2 separate regions of the Mus musculus genome follow, and region 2 is linked to region 1. The links are chromatin loops, found by intact Hi-C in ENCODE. Cell type or tissue: heart. All regions are shown on one strand.

Evidence for each region. Peaks named below come from ENCODE experiments on the same cell type or tissue, not always from the same donor. Only the 100,000 strongest peaks of a DNase experiment are listed, where the experiment ranks them.
Region 2: a loop joins it to region 1, with 6 times the contacts of the local background. A loop is called at or near these places in 13 of 42 quality-filtered maps.

Annotation. Positions count from the first base shown.
Region 1 is chr1:60,338,973-60,346,972 of GRCm38, forward strand. Cyp20a1 (cytochrome P450, family 20, subfamily a, polypeptide 1) reads left to right here and starts at 4,328. Exons shown (of 13, transcript NM_030013.3): 1 at 4,328-4,485. The coding sequence starts at 4,414. In heart, a CTCF peak has its summit at 4,399; a DNase peak (open chromatin) is centred at 4,539; H3K4me3 peaks cover 2,220 bases; H3K27ac peaks cover 3,279 bases.
Region 2 is chr1:60,404,821-60,412,820 of GRCm38, forward strand. It overlaps Abi2 (abl-interactor 2), which reads left to right and starts at 4,799. Exons shown (of 12, transcript NM_001198570.1): 1 at 4,799-5,099. The coding sequence starts at 4,983. In heart, CTCF peaks have their summits at 247 (motif pointing right) and 6,699 (motif pointing left); a DNase peak (open chromatin) is centred at 4,811; H3K4me3 peaks cover 2,198 bases; H3K27ac peaks cover 3,609 bases.

The DNA.
Region 1 (8,000 bases):
CAGATAAGTGTTTTCAAATGATGATAAAGCTTATGTTTTATTGTCATTTCATATCACATCAATCAACTGATGAGAATTTTTTTTAAACCTTTGGAGTTTGGCCTAATGATACAGAACTATAAGCCTTACTACTTGAGAGTCTAAGGCAGGAGGATCAGAAGTTCAAGGCTTATGTGGACTACAGAGTTAGTTCAAGGCAAACTCAGACAATTTAATAATACCATGTCTCAGAAATGGGAGGCCTGGCTGCCTTTGAAACCTCAAGACTCACCCCAAGAAACACACGTCCTTCAACAAGGCCACACCTCCTAATCCTTTACAAACAATTCCACCAACTGGTGGACAACGTTCAAACAGTGGCCTATAGGGAACCATTCTCATTCAAACCACCACACTTGCCTACTTGATGTACTCGTGTATGTTGGTGAATGCCCTGACATCACTTTCTTTTCTTCTGTGACTATAAAAGTCTATAGAAAAGATTCATGTTATTTGGGGCAACCCAACTCTATTCCTGGACCATGTTCACCTATATTTGGCTCAAATAAAGTATCTCTTATTCTCTTTGAAGTTAAGAGCTATGTTTTGCATTGACAGTTGACCAATGGTAAGAGAACTGTTTTTCAAGAACAAAAAACTTTCATTCAGACAAATTCCCATAAAATTAGTAGCAAAATTGACTATCTAATTTGTGCATGTAGACACTGTCACCTGTCCAGCACCAGCCTTTTGAGAAATAACTTGATAAATTCTATTCCTACAAGTAATAAGTTCCCACATATAAACTTACCCAAGTAGGTAAGGTTCCTAAGGTACTTGTGTGTATTAAAGCCACATCAGAAAACTAGGCCTTATAGCTTCTCAACAGGGAGCACAACAGTCTATCTGGGCTCCATAAAAAGGACATCGACAGTGGACGTGGTGGTGCAGGCCTTTAATCCCAATACTTGGGAGGTAGAGGATCCTCCTGAGTTTGAGGTCAGCCTTGTCTACAAAGTGAATTCCAGGCCAGCCTGGGATATGAGACCTGTCTCAAAAAGGCAAAAGCCAGTACGGTCAGGACAGCCCCTCTTACTTATTATCCAACCATATTAGATGCTTGTATCAAAGGACCAAAAGGCAAGGAACTCCTGACTGTCCCCACTGCTTGCTGAGCCCAGTCAAACTGCCATCCCTCCATCTGAGCTGCTCTGGTGCCTTGTCTCAAACATACTGCCCCCGTACAGCTCATCAAACCTATTTCTTGGCTCTGAGCCTCCATCAGCCCCAACTGGATGTGCTAATATCTCATTGAATCCCTGTCTTCACATCTATATCAGTTCTCTCTGCTGCTGCTTCCAGAAAGACTTTTGTTTTCTTTGTAGTCATTCTGTAACCTATACATACACATTTATTGTATGAAATAATGGATGACTTAATAGTAGCAACAAAGATTGGAATAAAAGGGCCATTAAAATCAATCTCAATGGCACACACCTTTAAACTATCCTCTTGGAATGCAGAGACAGGCAGGTGGATCTCTGAGAGTTCTAGGTCAGCCAGGATGCCAAAGTGAAACCCGGTTTTCAAAAAACGGTTGTTGGGGTGCCGGAGAGAGAGCTTAGCAGGGTAAGAGTACTTGTGATACAAGTCTGATGTCTTGAGTTCAGCCCCCAGAACTCATGGTGGAAGGAGAGAACTGATTCTTAAAAACCGTCCTTTGATCTCTGCATGTTCACCATTCTTGTGTGCACATGTACACTCTCACACATCACACACAAACACACACAGACACACACAACTGGAGTAAAAGGACCTATGATTGCCAATGGCCAGCTATCAAGAGAAGTCCTAGTTGGTAAATTGTAACCAAGGAATCCAACAAAGCTTGTGAGTTTATTGTTATTCAACAAATTCTGGCACTGTGTAAATAAAGATATAGACTTGTCCATATGTGTTTCTGATTCTGACATGCTTACAATATGAATTACATTTAAATTATATTTTTGTAAAAGAAGCAACACTTTCTTTTCCTTTTTTTTTTTTAAAGATTTATTTTATTTTATTATATGTGAGTACGTTGTAGCTGTCTTAAGTCACTCCAGAAGAGGGCGTCAGATCTTGTTAGGGATGGTTGTGAGCCACCATGTGGTTGCTGGGATTTGAGCTCAAGACCTAAGAAGAGCAGTCTGTGCTCTTAACCTCTGAGCCATCTCACCAGCCCCGAAGCAACACTTTGTAATATGTGAATATTTACAGTGTCAAAAGTTTAACCTGTTGAAGTCAAGACAAAAATTTTGGGTATTAAATATAAAAACATGTGAATGTACACTATATATAGTTATTAAATTACTTTTAAAGTTTAAAGAAAGAAGAGGTAGATTGGTTGCTGTCTATTTGTCTCTGGTGTTCTGTGGAGCTAGGAAAGAAGAAGTCCCAGAACCAAGGCTAAGCAAGGCTCCGCTGCTGATCTACACTTATCCTCATGTCTAGTTTTAGACTCCATTTCTGAAACACTGGGGCCTGCCTCTGTGGGTACTGAAAAGTCCAGAGGGTGCCAGGCTGAGAGCTAACTTAGGACTAAAAAACCCAGGTTGGGGGGTGGGGGTGGGGGGGGGGACTCAGTGCTGGAGCAGTACCAGGCAGGTACCAGGCATGATTTTGATTTGGGACTGGGAAGGTTGAGGACCAGATACCTTGAGAAAGTGGTACCTAAAGTTATATAGCTATGGTGCTGGAGAGATGGCTCAGTGGTTAAGAGCACTAAACTAGCTGCTCTTCCTGCAGTCCAGAGTTCAATTCCCAGCAACCACATGGTGGCTCACAACCATCTGTAATGAAATCTGACGGCTTCTTCTGACATGCAGGTGTACATGCAAATAAAGCACTCATATACATAGAATAAGTAAATCATTAATGTTATGTAGCTACACTGTATATTTCAAATTTTTATCTGCTGTTGATGTGGGCCATCATTTTGATGAGAAATGTCTTTAAAACCGATTTAAAAAACAAACCCTTGAAACACTCAGGGCAGTTTGAAATACATTCAGAGTTAAAAGCACAGCTCTTGCTGTGTGAGGTGGCCCATGCCTAAAATTTTAGCGACTTGTAAACTAAGACAAAATCAAACGTTTGAGGCCAACTTGAGCAATGTAGACAGCTTTGTCCCAAGACAGGAAAAAATGTGATTTCCAATCGACGAAATCTTGAGTGGAAGTATTGTTACAGCTTCAAAAAGATATGGCATGTTTTCAGTGAGGTATGATTCCTTCTTAAGCAGTAGTCATTACAGGAGCTCTAACTGCAATTCCAAATGACATGCCAAACGGTATCAAGAAAATTTGATATTCAAGCTATAAAATCTATAAATTGTTTTAGGATGCTTTCACTAAATGTAGTGCCAATAAGTATCAGGCTTTACCTTATACTAACCCATGTTAAAATTTCTGAGTTGGATAGAACAGAAGGATCTCAAATTACAGTAATGCTCTGACCAAGCAATGTTTGAAAAACATAAGCACACAACATTGCTTTGCCAGTGCTCAGTGCTTCCTAGAACGCCCAATAGTACCCTCCACTGGCTACTCTATATGGTATTATTTTGAATGAATTGATTTTGATTTAATGAGGCAGGAGCTCAGGTAACCTAGGAATTGGTTATGTAGTTGGAAATGACTAAACACTTGATTTTCTTGCCTCCACCTTCTGACGCTGGGATTACAAATGTGTGCCAACCAGCCAGGTTTATGTGGTGCTGGGGACTGAAGCCAGAACTTTGTACTAGAAAAGCAATCTACCTCCCCAGCCTCTGGTTTTCAGTTTTCCATAGAAGAAAATGGAGCTTGCTAAATTCAAGGAATTTATTGCAAATTATCAGTAACAGAAATCCTACCCACTGTCTGCCACCGTGGCCAGAAATCCTACCCAATGTCTGCTACCGTGGCTAACGCCTTTAATTCCAGCACCAGGAAGGCATCTATTAGTCAGAGGCCAGCCTGGTCTACATAGTTCCAATCTAGACAGGGATACATAGTCAGATCCTGTCAAAACACAGAAACCAGCCACGTTCACTGGAGCGCTTTTGAGCAATAAGGAGCATCTAACGGTGCCTAGCTCTTCAGCCATGCATGCAGGTGTCCAGGTGAGACTGGCTTCGGTTGTGAGTCCTACTTAAATGTACTTAAGTCTACTTTGTGCAAGCGGACTGGTGTCGCACGCAGCTTGATTCTAGCCAGGCCAGGGTGGGACCCGGGCCTGGAGGTTTCCTTGTGGCCTGTGAGTCGCCAGCAGACCAAGGGTGACGCCCAGCACGGGCGTGGCGGGGCGACCGCGGCTCCTATTCGCCGACCGCCTGAGGCCACCTCCCTCCCCAGCTGCGGGCGCCACCACGGAGCTCACGGCCGAGGACCGCGCGGGCGGGCGAGAGGAAGCATGCTGGACTTCGCCATCTTCGCCGTGACGTTCCTGCTGGCGCTGGTGGGAGCGGTGCTGTACCTCTACCCGGTAACTCCCAACTCGGGTTTCGGGGGTGCGCCTGCGCCGCGAGGACCTGGGCGGGCGGTCGGCCGGGAGCGCTTGCGGAAGAGCCACGTGGCTCCGCCCCGGCGTGCGTTCCCCGTGCGCATGAGTGCTGTGGTCGCTGAGCTGTGGTCCTGGGCGGGTCCCTCATTCTCCCTGTCCCGGACGGGTTTTGGGAGGTGGCGATCAATTCATTACCTTGGGTGACTTTGGAGACATTGACTTCTTCGAGCCCCAATCCCATTTGCTTCTACATCAGGGGAGAAACTCCTTCCATCTTTTCCTAGCATCCCCCTGCATATGCCCCGGCACCGTTGTTGGAATGGGCGAGCTGAGCTCCCCAACCCAAACTTTGTCCACCTGTCCTTTTCAGAGGGGAACCTCTCAAAACTCCGGAGTTACTGTTAAGGAACTTCCTTAAAGTGTATTGTATAAAGCTGGGCGTTGCATACATCTGTAATCCCAGCCCGGGGTGAGGAGGATGGGGTGGGAGCTCAAAGCTCACCCTGGACTACATCAAACCCTGTCTTTAAAAGAATATGTATGTACAAAGTGTGGTGGATTTATGGAAAAGTGGAAAGGTAGTGAACAGCCCCGGGTAGATGAATGGTGATGGAGATGCCCCTTAGAAGTGTCCTGTTCTGAGTTAGTGGTTGATTAGACTAATATAGAAACCACATACCTGAACTCCTGAGAAACAAAACACTGATATGAAGAAGTTGAGAGCTCAGGCCTTTCAAGAATAAGAGGACTGTGTCCTAGCCAACTGGAGCGAATGTAAAACCAGACCGGGAAGACAGATGGGTGTAAATGGCTGAAAAGCTATTCAAAGGACTTTTAAGTCTGCGTTCTACTGGAGGATTTCAATGGATAAGTGGCTATTTTAGTTTAAAGGAAAACTGGGAATGCTGTGTTGGGCCTGTAATCATAGCACTTGGATGGTGGAGGCAGGAGAGTTCAAGGGTTTCTTCCAAAATGGACCTGAGTTCTAGGCCAGTCTGGATCACATGAGCCCTTGTCTTAAATTTTAAAATTTGTATACTAGAAAAAAAATTAAAAATATATGTGGCAAAAAAATGTCTTCAATTCATTCCTTTTAAAAAATGCAAATCTTGGAATCAAGGGATTTTCAGCTTTAAAGGAGAACTTTAATTTGCAGGCTGGCCGTGTCTAATTCCCAGACACTCTGGGAGCTCTGGTGGGAGGATTGTAAGCTTGAAGCCATCTTGGGCAATGAATGTTGTGAGACCCCACTTCAGAACAATCCTAATATTATTAGTAAAGTTTTCTGATAGTCGTCCCGCTACTGTGTTAAGAACGGACTGTAATTATGGGGCTGAGGCAAGGGTGGGGTTAGAGAGAGTAGGCGGAAAGATAACTGCTGTCATTTTGGTGAGAGATGGTGTGTGCTTGAACCCCAGTGTCATAGCACATGGTGAGAAATACAACATTGTTAAGATAAAGCCAGTGAGACGGGATATAAAACTCGAGGCTGAAAGAAGCTGGAAGAAAAACACTTCTGGGGGTGGAGATGGGGACTGGCAGATAGAAGAATGGATTTCCCCATGGAATGTGAAGATTTTGTTTAGTTTGTATCTTGGTGGGAAATTAATGAGGTTTCATAGAGATCAGAAGTTTGGGGTTACGTGAGCCAGGTTTAAGATGCCTGTTTGACATCAAGTGAGACAAAATCAAGTACAAAAGTCTTGAGGTTTAAGGTTAAAAAACCAGACTGGAACAGTTTGGGAACTGCCAGTGTATATATTGTATCGAAGCTAGGAAGTTTGTTCCAGTCTCCTAGAAAATTTAGATGTAGGAAAGAAGAGGTCCAAGGACTAAGCCCAGAATTCTCCATATTAGATAGAGGCTGAAGAGAGGAGTTGGGGTAAGGGAGGGGAGGACCGTAAAGACCCCTGGGGAGGAGCAGTCGGACCCGACAAAGGCAAAGAGTCATCCATTGAGTCAAGTGTGGCAAAATATGCCAAGGAAGCTCAGGCTGGAGAATTCAGGAGTATTGATAATCCAAGATGAGCGGCTCCTCAGTGGGATGATGAGGTGATGGCCGAGCTGGAGTGTACCGCAAGGTCCTAAGGATGCAGAATTCTGTAGAGTTTTGCCCTACTCCCTAACAATTCATTCAGCCCTTAGAGTGGTTCGTATCCCCAATGCGACTGATGAAAAACCTAGGTTTTCATTTATCAATTGGAGATAGGGTTTGGGTTAGGGAAGGGAGTTTGTGTCCACTTCTCTCAGCACTGGAACCCATCTGATGCTGGCCATGGCCAAACGACCTTCTGTGAGTCGTTTGTGCATTGGCCCTGCTATGTTTAGAAAGCCTTGTGTCTCTGGTTTCCTTCAGACCCTTTGGCACTTAAAATCTTTCCATTTCCTCTTCTGAAAAGTTCACTGAACCTGAGGGGAGTGATTTGATGGGGACATCCTGTTTAGGATGAAGTATTCCAGGATCTCTCACTCTCTGCATTGTCTGGCTGTGGCTCTGTGTATTTGTTCCCATCTGCTGCAGGAGAAAGCATCTCTGATGATGGCTGGGCAAGGCACTGATCAGTGTGTATAACAGAATGTTGTTACTCATTTCATTGTTTTGTTCCTTGAGCAGAACAGGAGTTTTTTGGCTTTCTCAGGCACCCAGACCTGCTTAGTCTCAGGTTTTTGTCCAGTGTCAGGAATGGGTTCCATTTCATGGCATGGGCCTTAAATTCAAATCTTGCAAGCCAGTCATCATTGTAGATCAAAGGGATTGTAGCTGGATTGGTGTTTATCTTTCTCTTTGGCAGCAGGCAGAGCTCCTTCCAGTACGCTGAACACTAGGTCGGTGGGGGTGAAGGTTCCAGGTGGGCACCAGCTTGACTTCTCTGTGTTCAATGAGTATGTATGTGTTGTCTTTTGCAAGAAGGTTTTACCATTAGTTGTGTCAAGAAACCAGTAGCCTGGGCTGTTTGGGGTCTCACATGGAACCCTTTTGGTCAACAAGTCAAGTAGATGTAACCCATTCTGGTACTGGAAGCTTCATTTGGTGACGAGAGATGGCAAGCTAGAATGCTGCCTCCTCTGTTACTTTGAGATTTGTTTTAAATTACTTTCCTATATGTATGTATTTTAGGATGCTTTTAGTACTGATTTAGGTTTCCATATGACACCTCAAATGACCCTTAATTTTAGCTGTTTCTCCTCCTAGTCCCTCCCTTGGCGCCTTTCTCTTCCCCCTCCCTGTTTGATCCTCCTATTGCAGTCTCCCCCACCCATCCATAACTATCTATTCTATTTCCCCTTCCTAGAGAGAGCCCTCCCTCCCCCCTAGTCCCTTACTCTGTACCTAACCTCTTTGGGTCAAAGGATTGTAGCTTGCTTATTGAAAATGTAACAGTTAACATCAACATATAAGAAAATTCATACCATATTTGTCTTTCTGGGTCTGGGTTACCTTACTCAGGACAATTTTTTTTTCTAGTTTCATCCATTTAATACCTATGAATTTCATG
Region 2 (8,000 bases), 66 kb after region 1:
TGGCTGTTCTTCAGAGGACCTGGTTTTAATTCCCAGGACCCACATGACAGCTCATAACTGTCTGTAACTTCAGTTCCAGGGGATCTAACACCCTTGTACAAATATATATGCAGACCAAATACCAATGCACATCTAGTAAAAATAAATAAATCATTAGAAACTTCATTGAAATTCCAATGTTAGGGCTAGAGTGCTGACTCAGCAGTTAAGAACACTGTCTGCTCTTCTAGATGTCCTGAGTTAGATTCCCAGCAACCACAAGGTGGCTCACAACCATCTGTAATGGGATCTGATGCACTCTTCTGGCCTGCAGACATACATGCAGATAGAGCACACACACACACACACACACACACACACACACACAAATAAATCTTTAAAAAAAGAGAAAGAAATCCCAGTGCGATATACTCATGCTTCTTTTTATAATTATAAAACTTTAAAAATTTAAAGTTATGTGGTATTTGTTCTTGTATTATAATCTAACTTATTTTTTTTCAGGCTTTCATGTAATAATTCTAGCATTTTTATTTCCCCCTGACTTGTGGTGGTACTGGTTGCTAGTGATGTGGTTCAGATGGTAGAATGCTTGTCCAGTATGCATGTGGCCCTGGGCTCAGCCCCTACTACTGCACAAACTGGGTGTGATGGCCTATGCCTGTAATTCCAGCATCTTTATGTTTTCAAGGGTTGTTTCCTGGCCTTTTACTCTACTATTCTCAGAACCTTACGTCTTTCCCTCCTATTTCTGACCCCTCTTTTATTTTTATTAATAATCTCCATACATGTTGACAAGTCCCAAAAAATGTGTTAGGATTGTTGTCTCGTGGCACTTTGCTGTAGTGGAATATGGAGTTAAGTTTGGGATTCATATTTTAAGGATGTTTGACAAGAGGAAAAACTGAGAGATAGGGCTTGAATTTATTGCAATGTTCTGTGTTATTCATCCACAGCACATTGAATTGGAGCTTGCTTGCATTTACAGAGTTTAAGTCCATTGTCACTGTGGTGGGAAGCATGGTGGTATGCAGGCAGGAAGATAGACATGGTGCTGAAGAAGAAGCTGAGAGTTCCACAACCAAATCCCAAGACAGCAGAAAGAGATTCCGGGTCTCTCTTGGGCTTTTGAAACCTCAATGCCCACCTCAGTGACATCCTCCAACAAGGCCACACCTACTTCAACAAGGCTACACCTCCTAATCCCAGTCAAGTAGTGCCACACCCTACAAGCAAGTGTTCAAATATTTGAACCTATGAGGGTCACTCCTAGTCAAACCACCACACTCTGTAAACACGCAAAGGCTCTTTTGTTGAATGGGTCTAGCCTTCCCTCCTCTTATAAGAGGTTACATAATGTGTGATCAGTAGGCATTACTAGTGTCTACACTCGAAGGATGGCATTTATAGAGCTAAAATATTGGAAGTTTGACAACATGGCATAACGGAAAAGAAAAACATTTTTAAAAGGTCAAACCAATATGTAAGTCCTAAGTCCACAATCTCTAAATATATTTTTGTGTTCCCTTGGTTTTTCTGTCTATAAATGGAAACTATAAAGCCACCTTGGCAATATTAATGGGAATTGACTCTTGTGAAATACTAACTGAAATCTGACATAGAGTACTTGATTATTTTTAATATTACTATTACTTATCCTTTTTTGTAAGATATTTCTGTGAAGGTGGAAATGATATTATGAACAAGGTTTTCTGAAAAGGACTGTACCTTTCATTGAAACTCCTGCAAGATTGGATAAGAATGTCAGTGACGTGGAGGGACCTGAATGTTACACATCCAGAGATAGATTGTTCTCGGGAATTTTGTTTGTTTGCTTGTTTTCAAAACAGGTTTCACAGTGTAGCCCTGGCTGTCATGGAACTATCTCTGTAGACCAGGCTGGCCTCCAACTCACAGAGATCCATCTGCCTTTGCCTCCAGAACACTGGGATTGAAGGTATACACCATCACTGTCCAGCTAACATTATTTTATTTAAAGTTTTCTTGCCCCAGAGGCTTGCTTTTATTCAAATGGAGTTCACATTAAATAAGTACTTTTATCTTGTTACTTTTTGATGGCTTAAATGGATTTGTCTTACCATAACAGTTTATCTGAAAAACTTTAAAACTCAATAGATTTCAATTATGCTCATCAGCTTAAAGAAGTATGGGCAATTAGTGATAGTTTTCAAGAGGTACACAATATGGTCCTGGACCTTAATTCATAGTTTTTTGTGCTTGTTTTCTTTCTTTTTAGAAAATCCTTCTTAGTGGCAACAAAAATGTATGCCTACATCCTTGGGCCCTCAGACTTCCGAGTTTTAAAGACAGCATGAAAATAGCCAAGTTCTCTACCACTGAGCTACAATCCTAGTTCTGATTCCTTAAAGAGCCAAAGAAGCTGTCCCAAATTAGAGAGAGCATTCCAGTTTTCCCTTGGCGATTTGGTGAATCCTCTCTCAGGAAATTTGTTTTGCTAGGCAGCATTTGAAAGAATGCTAGTCAGGAAAAAGTATAGCAGGGAAGGATCCTGTCTGCTTTCAAGGTATCTAGTAGATTTGAAGGGAACCTTGAATAGAAGCTGCATCTGGTGGTGAAAGAAAAGTGGAAGAAATCTATATTTGTAGAGACGGGCTGGCTGGCTGATTAGAATTCCTGCACTGTGGAAACGCTGGGATAGTGCAGGTCCGGAGGCTAATTCTCTTATCATGGGCTAAGTCCTGGCTTTCCGGAGAGACATTCCTTGCAAACAACTCTCCCCTGCCATGTTGGAACTAACATCTTGTGACAACAGATAAAAAGAGACCTTTTAACATTTATTAACTCAGCAGGCAACTAGCTTCAACCAATCTAAAAGATGAGCTTGTTGAAAGGCCCCTCTGATTTTGATGTATCTGCTTCTCTGATGTACCCACCAGTGTATTTTAAAATTGCTTCCATTTACAACTTTTATTCTGTAAAACTACAAAAACATGATGAAACTCTTTCCACGCTGGAACATGGAATTTGAGGTAGCCTAAAGTCTGTGTTTCCTGGCCAAAGTCACTCAAATGGCTCCAGAATAAACCCTCCCCTATTTCCTTTAAGATGAAAACTACAATTTTTACATTAACAAACTTTTAAAAACATTTTCTTGTTTATGTGTGTGTTTCTATCTGAGTGTATGGCACATGAGTGCAGGTACCAGTGAATGACAAGTCAGGGTGTTGTATCTCCTGCAGTGATTGTGAACAGCATGACACGGATGTTGGGAGCCAAACTCTGATCCGCTGGAAGAACAGTGTGTGCTCTCACGGCTGAACCATCTCTCCAGACCCATCAACACAGTTTTTTGATTTACTGGTTTGTATAAGAGTCTGATCTGATGTTTGTTTTCTTCACCTGTTTGTACCTCATTTCCTGAAACAAGTGCATGTGTCTATACATAACTATCCCCCTCCACACACTTTAGGCTTCTCTTCTTTTTCCACACATAGTTAAACTCAGCTACAAACCCCAGCTCTCCCTTTTGTTTTTAACAAGCTTCTCACACTTAGAACATTCACACTAAGACAGGTGTTTAAAGTGCTGAACAATAGATCCAGGTGGACCACATCATCATTTAAAAATACTGTTTTAGGCTCTGCGGCAAAAGCTCACGCATATTGGTAATGTATTTATCATAAAGCCAACGTAACAACACAGGGTTTACTCCACAAATATGTGAGCGAGTGCATTTGATTTTTTTCTAGGAATGTATAATCGTTCCCTCATCATCTGAAATTTGATCACAGGAGGCCAAGTGACAGCAAGAGCAATAAAAGTTGAAACCACAAATCCTAAACTCTAAACCCCTCTAAGATGGTGGGTGCCCTTTGGGTTTCCACAGAACTAACAAAGATTGTGGTCTTGATATCACAGAAGGTGTCAGTTTTATTTATTTTTTTCAAGTTTCACGGTGTGGGCCAATCATATTTATGAAAAAAGATTAGATATCTGGATAACAAGACCAGGATGAACGTCCTTGAATTTGTAGTACTTAATCTGAAAAAAACGCACGTTTGTCATTGTTCGTTTAATCTTATTCATGCTACAACCATGTGAATAAATAAAATAGTACCAGCAAAACCACCATCGAAATTTTAAAAAAAGTGAAGTGAGGAGGAGGCCCAGGCTGGGCAACCACAGCATGTGGCTGTAATTCCAGTCAGCCCGGTCTATACAGGAGACCATGCCAAGAAGAAAGAGAGGACAGGACAGGGGACGGAAGGGAGTGAATGAATGAATGAATGAATGAACGAACGAATAGGTTTGGGACTAGGTAACTGCAATTTGTAAAGAAGCCGATGAGGTTCAAGGTGGTATTTAGAGCTGCCTGGAAGTTCAGTGGCTCTGCCTGTTCGGATGAGGTGTTATCTTTCACAGAGCTTGTGAAGACACTGTGTCCTCTCCCTAGGCGAGCTTCCTCAGGCAGATGACCTCCGCAGGGTTCCGGCCCCGGGTGAAGTGCAGAGGTGAAGATGGGGGGCGGCGGCGTGAAGCAGCAGGGAGCAGAGGTGCATTCCCGCCCGGCTAACAAAGGCTGCTGAGGACTCCCAGACCCAGGAAGGCCGCGCGGGGCCGAAGGGTTAACCCAGAGCCCCGCTCCCGCGCGCATCCCGGCCCCCGCCCTCCCGTCGCTAGGAGACGCCGGAAGTGGGGGAGGGGCGGCGCGGGTGGGAATCTTTTTCGGGCGCTGGGGGCGGGTGGAGGGGAGCGCGCGTGCGCGCGCCCGTCGCCGCGGTGACCGTCCTCGCGGCCCGTCGGCTCGCGCCCCGCCTCCATTCCCCTCCGCCCCCTCCCTCGTCGCGCGCCGTAGGGTGTGTGTGGGGGGGTAGCCGCTCGCTCCTCCCGATTCCCGCCGCGTCCGCCGCTGCTCCTCCTCTCCCGGGCGTCGCGGCCGCTGCCTCTGCGGGCTGTATGAGGAGGAGTAGGAGGAGGAGGAGGAGGAAGAGAAGGATGTGAAGATGGCGGAGCTGCAGATGCTGCTGGAAGAGGAAATCCCGGGGGGCCGCCGGGCTCTCTTCGACAGCTACACGAATCTGGAGCGGGTGGCCGACTACTGCGAGAATAACTACATCCAGGTGCGATGCGACGCGGCCCCTCGCGCGGCTCGGCGCGGCAGGACGCGGGCTGTGAGGGGCGCGCGGGGCGATGGCGAGCGGGGGAGGCCGCGCGGTGCTCGGTCCAGGGAGCCGCGCCGGGGTAGGGACAGGGCGAGGGCGGCGGCTGCAGGGAGCGAGGGTCGCCACCAGGCCCCAGCAGCCCCGTGCGAGTGACCGGTGCGGTGCCGTGCGGTGCGTGGCGTCCCGCCCCCTCGCCTCTGCCCCGTCGCCCCCGCAGTCCTCTCCTGTCAGTGTTCCGGATGGCGGGGGAGGTGGCGAGTGGCGTTTTCTGTCTAACGGGATCTTGCTCGATGGCAGGCTTGTGTGACAGAGGGATAGGTTACCCCCTGCCCAAATTCCGAGGGACCCCCTTTTTATTAAGGGGTCCTTTTTCTGCAAAGTGAAATGCCTCACTTCTCCATTCCTGCGAATGTACCCTGAAGACAAAACAAAAATTCTTAACCCTTAAGTTTAAACATTTTTAAAATGTAAAAGGGGCATGGTGGAACGGCTGTCTCTTATTGCAAGTTAATACCATTTTTTTTTTCTCCTCCCTGTGGAGAATGGGAAACTGATAATGAGCTGCCTTTCCTTCTCAGGTCTCGTTAGAATAGGTAATTTTCCTTTGGGGAAAAAAGAACTATGACTATTTTCACAAAGAATTAGGGAAACGAACCACATGGTTTAGTTTTTTTCCCATGATGATTGGTTTGGCCCAGGGACTTCAGTGTATGTGTGTGTAGGAAGGTGAGAAGTGTGTGTGGGGCGGGGCATTGGTGAGATGAGAACCAGCTGGTCATGGGATAAATGTAAAAATTTTGTGAAGCAACACTTTAAAAATTAACTCATGGTATGCAAATCCAGTATCTCTTGTTTTCCGTAGGGCTTATACTGAATTACAGGTTGTGTCTACATTTTTTTTACTCCCGTTTAAATTCTTTGGATAAAATGGAATGGAAGCGTGATGCTTAAACTGTTAGCTGTATTTTAATGTTCTTGTCCCTACTCCCGTCCCTGCAGATATCCTTAACAGCAGTTGTATTGAAAACATTCTCAAATCTGAGTATGAATTGGAAAAAAAAAAAAAACCCCAAAAAACCAAAACAAAAAAACCCAGATGCTGCAATTTATAGGATCTTAAGTTTTTTGAGGACCACATTGTTAGTCAAAGACAATGTGCTTAGATTTTATTTGGTTATACACACACTGAACTCTACTATTATGTTGTAAACATTTGTATTGAGAATGAATCAGACATAATTGAATCTTCTCCCCTAAAAAGAAGTGGTGGAAAGTGTGTGTTCAGTAGGAAGAGTGTGTGTGTCTTTGGTCAAAGATTGATCAAAATTCCCCACAAATGTCTGTCAGATACTTTACAAATACAGAGCTATGTAGGAAGCATTCAAAGGTTTTACTGCAGGCTGGAGAGATGGCTCAATGGTTTAGAGCACTGACTGCTCTTCCAGAGGTCCTGAGTTAAGTTTCCAGCAACCACATGGTGGCTCACAACCATCTGTAATGGGATCTGATGCCCTCTTCTGGTGTGTCTGAAGACAGCTACAGTGTACTCATATACATAAAATACATCTTAATCAAAACAAAACAAAGATTTTTATTGCTTATCCTGAACTCTTCTGGGGTTTATAATATAGTTCAAGAGACCGATCTGTGAGCAAATTAAATAGCAATACCATGTACCATCAGCCCTTCTTGTGGGAGGAGGAAATAGTCTTCCTTCTTCTTGTCATTCCCAAACAGTGTAACAACTACTTAACGTGCCATGTACATTTTATTATATAGTATAAATAATGTACAGATTTGAACTCTAGGGGAGGATGTGTGATAGATTGAATGTAAATTTTATGCCATTTTATGTAAAGGACTTCAGTATCCAAGGATGGGGTTGGAGTGGGGATTGGGGTGGGGTGGGAGTGTGTCCTAGAACTAATTCCTATTGGATACTGTGCGACGAGCTAAGTATAGTTAATTTATACTTTGTAGGGAATTGTGGGTAGAAAGGTGATGCTTATTTTCAGGGCGTCACAGCTGCTTGGAGAGGCAAAACCTAAAAGACCCAAAGTGCTAATTGTGTTCCCTTGTGTAACATAGTATGGGAAAGTCTTATCTGTCAGAAGAGAAATTGGGGAGTGGAAAAGTGATTAGATTGCAATTGCAGCCAGCTAATAAGAAAAAGGTTTTTGAAAGATGAATGTTACCATAATTTGAGATTATAATTGCCACATAAAGGGAAAGTACATGAATTGATAAAGTGGAGAGGTGAAAGAGATCACATTGTCTTAAAATTTATAATTCTAGCCTACAGAGTATCAAAGTTGGTGTGTTATTTATACTTATACTTATTCTTTTTTTTTTTTTTTTTTTTTTTGAGACAGGGTTTCTCTGTGTAGCCTGGGCTGTCCTGGAACTCACTTTGTAGACCAGGCTGTCCTCCAAGTGCTGGGATTAAAGGCACCACCACGCCCGGCTCTACTTATTCATTTTTGGTGTTGGGGACTGAACTCGGTCTTGTGCTTGCTAAGAATACAGGCTACCACTGAAGTACACTCAGCCCACTGTAAAAGTATATTTATTTTTTAGAAGTAGATTTTGAATTTGAAGCCATCTACTATTTTTAATTTAGTATCTGAGATAGAGTTTATACTTTTGTTTCATAGGTTGTCCTCTGTTGTGGGATTCACTGGATTTATTACTGTAGTACTTTCCCAGGATGATATTTTTACATGATTTGTTTGTAGTACATTGATACTACAACAACAACTGGTGATAGTTGATGTGTGCAGCGCCAGCTGTACATTTGGCTGGTTCTTCTGATGGAAGGACTGACCAGCAAGAGTCCTGATGCTGTCTGTGACCCTGTAA